2 separate regions of the Homo sapiens genome follow, and region 1 is linked to region 2. Evidence: chromatin contacts called from ENCODE Hi-C data. All regions are on one chromosome and are shown on one strand. Each heading gives the region's core, a stretch centred on a gene start or an enhancer-like site at or near the end of the contact. The rest is flanking DNA. Distances are from core to core; before and after follow the strand shown.

Evidence for each region. Hi-C counts contacts between places; a loop is a spot of excess contacts on that map. Pooled maps may share reads with other maps.
Region 1: a map with no recorded cell type shows a loop between it and region 2 (2.5-fold over the local background). The contact joins the enhancer-like site here to the promoter of CHDH in region 2. A Hi-C loop is called at or near these places in 1 of 37 single-sample maps with no recorded cell type and 1 of 50 pooled maps.

What each region holds. Positions count from the first base shown.
Region 1 is chr3:53,107,083-53,111,674 of GRCh38, reverse strand. The region is part of intron 7 of RFT1 (RFT1 glycolipid translocator homolog); the gene reads left to right. Among named protein-coding and RNA genes, the nearest start is that of RFT1, 21 kb to the left of the region's middle. RefSeq lists an enhancer at 2,266-2,385. Within about 2 kb of position 1,339, at least 13 of the 41 ENCODE cell types and tissues checked have a DNase peak (open chromatin) inside an H3K27ac peak, as active enhancers do.
Region 2 is chr3:53,842,690-53,847,668 of GRCh38, reverse strand. It overlaps CHDH (choline dehydrogenase), which reads left to right and starts at 1,250. Exons shown (of 9, transcript NM_018397.5): 1 at 1,250-1,586. It overlaps IL17RB (interleukin 17 receptor B), which reads right to left and starts at 1,101. Exons shown (of 11, transcript NM_018725.4): 1 at 1,021-1,101. The coding sequence starts at 1,080. RefSeq lists enhancers at 1,053-1,347, 1,294-2,134, 2,135-2,975 and a silencer at 1,053-1,702.

The sequences.
Region 1 (4,592 bases), core at 90-2,589, 740 kb after region 2:
AACGTCTGTTTAGTTTGATGCTTTACTTAGTGGTCTAATTTAAATCTCTCCACAGCCTTATAAGAAACATATTGTTCCCCTTCATCATGGATGAGGAAACTAAGGGTCAGTGAGGTTGCAGAATTTCTTTAGGGTTTTATAGTAACAAGGAACAGCTTAACTGGGATCCAGGTCTAACTCCAAAACCCCATGTTATATGATTTTTATGAATTTATTATGAAAGTATTATATCAGTTACATAAAAGTATTTTTATCATTTTTTTTTTTTTGAGATGGAGTCTTGCTCCGTCGCCCAAGCTGGAGTACAGTGGTGCTATCTTGGCTCACTGCAAGCTCCACCTCCCAGATTCATGCAATTCTCCTGCCTCAGCCTCCTGAGTAGCTGGGACTATAGGTGCCCACCACCACACCCAGCTAATTTTTTTGTATTTTTAGTAGAGACGGAGTTTCACCGTGTTAGCCAGGATGGTCTCGATCTCCTGACCTTGTGATCCGCCTGCCTCAGAGTGCTGGGATTACAGGCGCGAGCCACCACACCCAGCCTTTTTATCATTTTATATCATTTATTTATATCATTTTATTTTCTTCTTCTTCTTTTTAAAAATTATGTCAATTCCCTAATCCTGGATTTATTTTCTTAAACAACAAAATGCACTTGTATGAGAGTTTGGTCAGACTTTGGTCCTTTCAGTTTACCTACGACAGAGCTCTCAATGTGGAGGGCCAGCAAGGGGCTGGAAGCACATTTAGTTTTTGTATGTATATGTGTTGGTTTACTTATACCCAGCTTTAATTTAAAAAGTGAGATTTAAGACAGCTGTAAGTTGCTGAAGGTAGTAGTTTCTCTCTTCATATATATTTCATATCCATATACCTATTACTGAATGTATTTTTAATCTTTTCAAAAATTTTCTTTTAATTATAAAATATAGTCCCGTTAGAAAAAAATAAGAAAATAGAAAAAATAATACTAGCATTCTAATACAACTGTTATTATCTTGTTATTTTATTTCCCCCCCATCTGTATTTTTTGTTTATTATGTCTCCAAAAGAAAGCAACTCCCCCTATGCCTCGCTTTCCCCATCTGTGAATAAGGGATAGGACCAGGCAGTGTCTGAGGGCTCTCTGATCTTTGAGAGTACACACGTTTCCAGCCTAACCTTATAACTTTGCTATTACAAAAATGAAACCGTTCCGAGGCCTTCTCGGGGAAGGGAGGGTCAGAAGCCTCAGAAGAGCTGAGTGAAGGGCCTGAGCACTTAGCTCCTGGGGAGCAGAGACTGTGCCGTTCACTACTGCCTCCCTGTGGCCTGGTACAGGAGGGCTATTCAGCATGTATTTGTGAATGGGGTAAGAAAAGCAACAACGTAACTATTGTGAAATGTGTATGATGATAGTTCACATTGTTGTAAGAACAGGAAAATCGGTGGAGTGAGTTTTGGAAAGGACGGTTGCTCATATGCATTTTTTTCCTTCCAAGGTTTTAAGAGCAGTTTTAATAAGTTTGAAGGAATGGATCCAGTCCAAGTGATGGCCCTAAATTGGTTTTCTGGATTGCAGACAACACATGTCTCTAGACATGTCTTTGCAGCAGCTGGTTTAAGTTTACTGCAAACTAAAGCCTCCAGAGCTCGACCTGAATGTGGTGCCAGGAGCCTGCTCCATGGTTGGATCCCCCTAGCCTGACTCCCTGACTGGCAGAGTGCCATTAGGAACTTCTCAGGGCCTCCATCTCCTTGGCTGTGAAATAAGGAAGTTGCCTGACTGAGATCCTCAGATTCGATATATTTTTAAAACTACAGCTCTAAAAAAGTTGAAATCCCTGGTGGTTTTTTTTGTTTTTTGTTTTTTGTTTTTGTAGATAGGGTCTCACTCTGTCACCCAGGCTGGAATGCAGTGGTGCAAACACAGCTCACTGCAGCCTTGACCTCTCGGGCTCAAGTGATCCTCCCACCTCAGCCTCCCAAGTAGCTGGGACTACAGGCAAGGCACCTACCATTACGCCTAGCCAATATTTTAATTTTTTTGTAGAGACAGGGTCTTGTGATGTTGCCCAGACTGGTCTTGAACTCCTGGACTCAAGCGATCCTCCTGCCTCGGCCTCCCAAAGTGCTGGAATTACAGGCATGAGCCACTGAGCTCAGCTTGAAATCACTTTTTGTAGTAGCAAAAATGTATGTGCTGTTACTTCTGCCCCCACATTTCCTGAACACTATGCCAGGTGCTGAGAATACTGAGATGAATGAGTAACAGGCCATGGCCTCAGGCATTTCATTCTCTCACCAAAGACACAGACATTTATGTGGTTAACTGTTACTTGGCTGTGAGGTGTGTGGTACTTGGAAACTCATTTCCTAGAGCTTTGCTAGGAAACCAGGGTCATAGAGGTGACTGAGAGGGGCTCCTGCCCTCAGGGAGTCTATAGAATGTAGGAAGGAGAGGTCTATTTTGCCAAAAGACAGGGAGGGCCCTGCAGAAAAGACACACTAGGTGGTGAGAATGACAGGAGCCAAGGTGGGCCCAGCCTGACTCAAAGCAGCTGGAGGGCTAAAACCTGGGAGGTAGGGTGCAGCAGAAGATGACAGGGTGATGAGGGTGAGGTTGGCAAAGGGAATCCAAAATGATAGCTTGGGGTCAGTGTATAAAAGCCCACAAATACAGAATTAAGGAGCCTGGACTTTTTGCAAACATTAAAGAGTCATTTTGGCCCGGCACGGTGGCTCACGCCTGTAATCCCAGCACTGTGGGAGGCCAAGGTGGGCGGATCATCTGAGGTAAGGAATTCGAGACCAGCCTGGCTAGCACAGTGAAACCCCATCTCTACTAAAAATACAAAAATTAGCTGGGCGTGGTGGCAGGCGCCTGTTATCCCAGCTACTCGGGAGGCAGAGGTTGCAGTGAGCCCAGATAGCACCATTGCACTCCAGCTTGGGCGACAAGAGCGAAACTCTGTCTCAAAAAAAAAAAAAACCATTTAAAGATATGAAAGCAAGCTGGGTGTGTTGGCTTATGCCTGTAATCCCAGCACTTTGGGAGGCCGAGGTGGGAGGTCAGGAGTGCAAGACCAGTCTGGCCAACATGGGGAAACCCCGTCTCCACTAAAAAATAAAAAAAAACATTAGCTGGGGATGGTGGCGGGTGCCTGTAATCCCAGCTACTCAGGAGGCTGAGGCAGAAGAATCGCTTGAACCCAGGAAGCAGAAGTTGCAGTGAACGAGATCGTGCCACTGCACTCCAGTCTGGGTGACAGATCAAGACTATGTCTCAAAAAAAAAAAAAAAAAAGATATGAAAGCAGAGACTGATTTAAGAGCTGTGTTTGAGGCCAGGCACAGTGGCTCACACCTGCAATCCAAGCACTTTGGGAGGCCAAGGCAGGTGAATCACTTGAGGTCAGGAGTTCGAAACTGGCCTGGCCAACATGGTGAAACCCATCTACTAAAAATACAAAAAAAAAAAAGTGCTGGGCTTGGTGGTGGACACCTGTAATCCCAGCTACTCAGGAGGCTGAGGCAGGAGAATCTCTTATGTCTGGGAGGCAGAGGTTGCAGTGAGCTGAGATCGCGCCACTGCACTCTAGCCTGGGCGACAGAATAAGACTCTGTCTCAAAACAACAACCACAACAAAACAAAACTGTATTTGCAGAAGCTGGAACTGTTAGCAGTGAGGGTGGATCCAAGCAGCACAGAGACACAGGCCTGTGAGGACCTGCAGTGGTCCCTACCACAAACACAGTGGCAGGGGCTTGGAGAGAGAGTCAGGGTGGGAGAAAGTCTTGAGAGAAGATCCTCACTGCTTCTAGCCTCTTGATGCTTTCCTTTTTTAGCAAGTTACTAGGAGGTGAGAATTTGCCCTTCAGGGCGTGGGCACTGTTTAGTGCTCCTTTTCCATAGTGGTCAACACTTTTTCTTCATAGATGAGAAACTTCATGAAAGCCAAGGGGATGGGGGCCCTGGCTGGTGTCTTCACCTTGAAGGCATTAGACTGTCTTAAATTTGAATCATGAACTCAGACGTGAGTTCATGATTCAAATCTAAGACAGTCTAATGCCTTGCCAGCCCCCAGGGAGCTGTCTCCACCCCTGAGGAACCTTTGGATAAGCTTGTGCATATAATCATGGACTCTTCACAGATAATTTACGCTCAGATTATCTGACCTCCCCTTAAGACTTGGGACTATCATCTTCATTATTAACATTTAATAATCTCCACATACTTTTTTAAAAACTTATTTTTAGGGCTGGGCGTGGTGGCTTACGCCTGTAATCCCAGCACTTTGGGAGGCTGAGGTGGGCAGATCACGAGGTCAGGAGATCGAGACCATCCTGGCTAACACAGTGAAACCCCATCTCTACTAAAAATACAAAAAAAATTAGCCGGGTGCGGTGGCGGGCGCCTGTAGTCCCAGCTGCTCGGGAGACTGAGGCAGGAGAATGGCATGAACCCAGAAGGCAGAGCTTGCAGGGAGCCGAAATCGTGCCACTGTACTCCAGCCTGGGTGACAGAGCGAGACTCCGTCTCAAAAAAAAAAAAAAAAACCTTTTTAGACTTGTTTTATTTTTATTTTTTTTTATTTGTAATTTAACTGGCTT
Region 2 (4,979 bases), core at 1-2,500:
GCGCCTGCCACCATGCCCGGCTACTTTTTGTATTTTTAGTAGAGACGGGGTTTCACCATGTTAGCCAGGCTGTTCCCAAACTCCTGACCTCAGGCAATCCGGCCGCCTCAGCCTCCCAAAGTGCTGGGATTACAGGCGTGAGCCACCGAGCCCGGCCAGACTTGACTTTTTTTTTTTTTTTTTAACAAATGAGCCATCATACCAGGAGCTGAGTTCTTATCAAACGGCCGGTGAGAGGCCAAGCAACAACCCTAAATGCTACCAAGCTCAAATTGTTGGCCTTGCAGCAACTACAGCAAAAGGGATGAATTCTTCCCTTTAGTGCAAAGAGCCAAGAGGGCTTCTGAACTGACACAGAGGGGAAGGATAGGAGCTGAAGACATCAGGAAACAGTGAATGGGGTTTGTCCACCAGCAGGTGACTACGGAGCTTGATGCTATATGCTATTCTAAGAGGGCAGCGGTATCATTTCAAAGGTTATTTGGGGGATGAGCTATTTTCTCTTCAGTGACCCAGAAGATTCCCTCGATCATTCAGGGTACTGGGGAAGAAAGGCAACTGCCTTCACGAGTGAACATGGCAATCAATATGGCCAAAAAGGGAGGGGGTACTAATGGAGAAACAGTTCTTGTGCCCCAACAGGTGAGCAGACCCCAAGTAACAATAACTACGTGCCAGGCCCTTCGCCGCTAATTGCAGGCCATGTCGTTATACCTTAAGAGACCCTGGTGGGTTCGGTACTGCCCTTCGTTTTACCGTTCGGGACTTGGAACTTGGTGAGCATAAATGACAGAACCAACAGTACAGGGTGGCATCTGAGACCGGGTCTGTCTGATTCCCACGCCCCTGACTCAAGCAACCTGACGCCGATGTCCGGGGCTGCCCTGAGGGTGCAGGCATGCCCCTTGAGCCGGCAGTCCGCGCACGCCTTCGGGGCAGCCTGGACTGGCGGATCAGACGACGTCAGGATCTGGGCTCGAGGGCCGGGAGATGAGGGAAGAGGTGCTGGCGGGGGCTTACCGGCTCTCGGGGTACGGCGCTCCTGCACAGCGCGGCCAGGCTTAGCAGCACGAGCGACATCGCCGGGCCACTGCGCGGGATCCAGGCCACCCGCACGCTGCGCTTTTATCCCGGCGCCGCCGGGCCGCCCCTTCTCGGCTCCGCCTCTCGCAGCGCCGACCCATTCCCGCCACCCGAACAGAGGGCGGGCCCGCTGGCCCCCTCCCAGGCTGGGGCAGGTCGCAGCGCCCTCGCCTGCTGGGGCTCGGAGGGATGGGCCGTGTCCGAGCGCTGGCGGAGCACGGGCCGCCGCGGCGCGCGCCTACCCCCGCGCACACGTGCATGCAGTGAGCCAGGTGCATCAGCTGCACCCGCCCTCGGGCTTCGCGCGCCTCCGCTGGAGCCCAGCTAGCCTCGCGGCTCCGGGGCCGACCGGGTCGGAACTGCTGCGTCCCCATTCCGGACGCAGAGAGCGCGCGGGGCGCCGGCGCCGCCGGTTAAAGTGCCGCGGGGCAGGGGCCGGGCCGCGGCCACCCGCTCCTCCCGCTCCGGTCCCGACTGTCGGGCTCTCGGCCGAGTCGCCCCGGGTGAGTAGCCGCGGAGGCGCCCCGACCACCCCGCAGCAGCGCCGCCCGGCCGCTAGCCCGGAGAGGCCTGGGGGCCGGAGGTTTGGGGCCGGGCTGGACGCCGAGACCCGGGCCCGCTTTACACAATCGCCCCGCCGCGCGAAGCGAAACGGGTGGAACGCAGACTGCCGAAGCTCACTGACTCCTTTGAGGGAGCGAATTCTTTCAGCTACGCGGGGTTAGAGCGGTAGGAGTGCCCGCTGCCCGACCCCAGGCTTTCTGGTAAATGTCTGTTTCCACCAAGTGAGTTCGGACAGCAACACCTGGGGCTCCCAAAGCGGAAGCCGTCAGCACTGGCGATTTGGAGCTGCGGTTCTCAAGTTTCCCTGGCCCGGGATCTCTAGCGCCGCCTAAAATGAGATCCAGACGGCAGGTCCGGGTCAGGCCCGGGATCTGCATTTAACGAGCCTCCACCCACGCCCCCGTAATTCGTGGGTGGGTGGCCCAGGGACCATCCTTTGAGACACAGTGGGTTTGGGGGAAAGTTCACAAAAATCAGCTGGGCTAACAGTGGAGTCACAGAGGCTGGAACTGCTGCTTCAGCCCCCTCGGTTTGCAAACGACAGGGTTGTGGTGACCAACTCAGGGCCATTTAAACTTGTAGGCAGAATTAGCTCCATTCTACAGATGAGAAGACGGAGGCCTAGAGAGGGGTATGGAACTTAGGGGTGTGTTGTCAGCTGGTGAGAGGCTGTACTAAGTCAAGCAGCTGTTTTAGCTGAGGCCCTACTTGTGTGCCAGGCCTGGCCCACCTGCCAGCTTGATTAAGGCTTGCATGGACTGGGGATCAGCCAGGGGTTTGGGCTCTGGCATGCATACGTGTGGAGTTGCAGGTAGCATTTTCAGAGAATTGCTCTGTTTCCTGACCAAGGAACTCAGTTGAGGTTGTGGCCGCACCCCTGCCTGGGACTGGGCCACCCTGAGCCCCTCATTCCACCTCTCTGAGTTGCTTTGGGCCCTGTGGCCCTTGAGAACATTTTCAGCTCTAATAGTCATCTTCCTGTTCAGCAAATACCTGCTGGGTGCAAAGGTGAACCACACATGGGTGCTGGCTGATGGGTACTCCTGGAGTGAGGATGAGTGCAGTGAGAATTATTTTCAAGGACACAAGTACCCGCCTTGCTGCGGAAGCCCAGATGAAAACAGCCTCGTCTGCAAGCTCAAGATTGTGAACTTTGTCCCATGGTGCTGAGGAACAATGGTACAGGCTTAAATGGTCATCCATTTTTGGTTTTAGAAAGGCCACCTGGTTGGCTCTGCAGGGCAAAATAGAGGGCTAGTCCCTCTGAGACGAGCGAGCAGGCAGCCATTCACTAACATGCGTTCATTCCGTGAGTATCTGATTCTGTGCTGTGGGCCAGGCTCTGGGCTGTGCTGGCTTTTCAGTTGTGTGCCAGGGCAGGCCCTGCTGTGAGCTTGGTGTTGTTCGGCACACAGGCTTTGAGACAACCAGGGTGCGGAGGTTAGGCCTGGAGACAGGGTTCATGAGTCAGACTTTCTCAGGGGGCAGTGGAGAGGAGAGGAGGATAGAGCCCTGGGGAGGAGAGCTTGCCTGAGGAGGTGGGGAGGTCTAAGGGGCTGCAGCAGGAAAGCCCAGTAGTGAGGGAGGAGCTCATGGGGTCAGATGGGGCAGAGAGACCAAGGGCACTGAGGCTGGTTGGTGGCAGTCACAGGAAGCCTTGGCAAAAGGATAGGGGAGGGGGTTTTGTAAAAAGAGAAGGGCTGAGGTTCTTTCTCCCCCCAGGGGAAGAAGTGTCAGGTGAGGGTGGTCTGGAGGTGGCTGAGCTGTAAGAAGGAGGAGTACTCAGGCAGGGGCTGCCAGGCAGAGACCCAAGACCCAGGCCAAGTGGCTTTCCTGCTGTTCTGGGTTCAGAATGACACTGCCCTGGCCCCCTGGGGCTTAGGGATGGGGTGATACCTGGTTCAGTTTCGTAGTTGGGGCTGTGGAGTGGAGGAGAGGGTGTGAAGGGCCCTGTAGCCACAACTGGAGGTTGAGGTGGGCAAACAGGTGTGTCTGCCTGTCCCCTCGGGGGTTTTCCCCCCTAGCTCAGAAGGCCATGCCTCAAGTGGCCCTGCATGAGAGGTCCCAGGTGGCCTGCCGGAAGGCACACAATTTATTTGGCTGCCTAAGCCTGATGACTTTGTGGCTTTTTGAACTGGAGGCTCTGGCAAGTCACTGCTCTTCTCAGAGCAGTTTCCTTTTCTGTAAAATGGGGTGGTGATAGGGGCGATGAAGTGATTTGAGTCTATGAGAGAAGCGACCTTTGGACATTTTCTGACCTTCTCCCTTCAGTCATAAATTCTGCTAGGTCTGGGTTTCTGAAAGAGCTACCAGCCAGTGTGCCTTCCTGTCCGGGGGGGCTTTGTAGGGGGTGCTCATTAAATGCTTGAATGGATGAATAAATTAACACCTACCTTCATCCAAGGCCAGTGCCTGAGCCTGCCCACCCAGGGGAGCTGGTTTGAACTTCCTCCTCTTTCTTCACAAGCAGAGCAAAGGTCAGGGCCTCTGCCAGAGCCTGGAAGATCACTGGGTCAAGTACCTATGGCCCTGACCCAGACCCTAGGGTCTGCACAGACTCTGTGCAGCCACAGCGCGGTGAGATGCCTGGCTTCCAGACCACCTGGTTCTGCGGCTCATTCACCATCTGTTGGCCTTGAGTGAGGCTCTTAGTCTTTTGGAACCTGTTTCTCCATCTGTAACATGGGGCTGACATCAGTTCTGCCTCCCCAGCAGGGCTGTTAGGAAACGCAGAAGAAACAGCAAAACAGCAGATAGGAAAGCAAGTTGAAGGATTTAAGAGTGCTGTGTAAATTTAGGGGCAGGAGAGGCAGAACCAAAAAAAAAAAAAAAAGGTGGGGGGGGAAATTCCCTAGGACCCAAGAGTCACGGTAATCCCCAGATTCTGTCATTGTTATTCCGACCTTTGCTTCTTTGCCTGATCCATCCCTGGGAGAACAAGGCCATCAGGGTTGTTGACAAGTCCTGCGGGTCCAGCCTCCACCCACACAGGTGGAATTTTCCAGTTCGTTCTTTTGCAAATATTAATCAAGGCCCTGGCTGGTCAACAGTGGATTCATTGTCTCGTGAAGAGTGAGCCGTTTCTGGCACATACTGGCTGTCTCCCAGGGCCCCTGGTGGTGAGCCGGAGCTGGGAGAGGAACTGTTGGGAGCACTCCTGGCCTCGGTGCTCCCTCAACCCCATGTTCTGCTCCAGCTGGTTAAGCTTGGCAGGGTCAATTTTAATGCCTGCTTTGAGGGAAAGACCCTGAAGCCACACTGAGGGCTTGCACCCCACTGTTCCCAGCAGGGCTACAAAACACATTTTCTCTGCTCTAGTAGGAGGGGCTGGC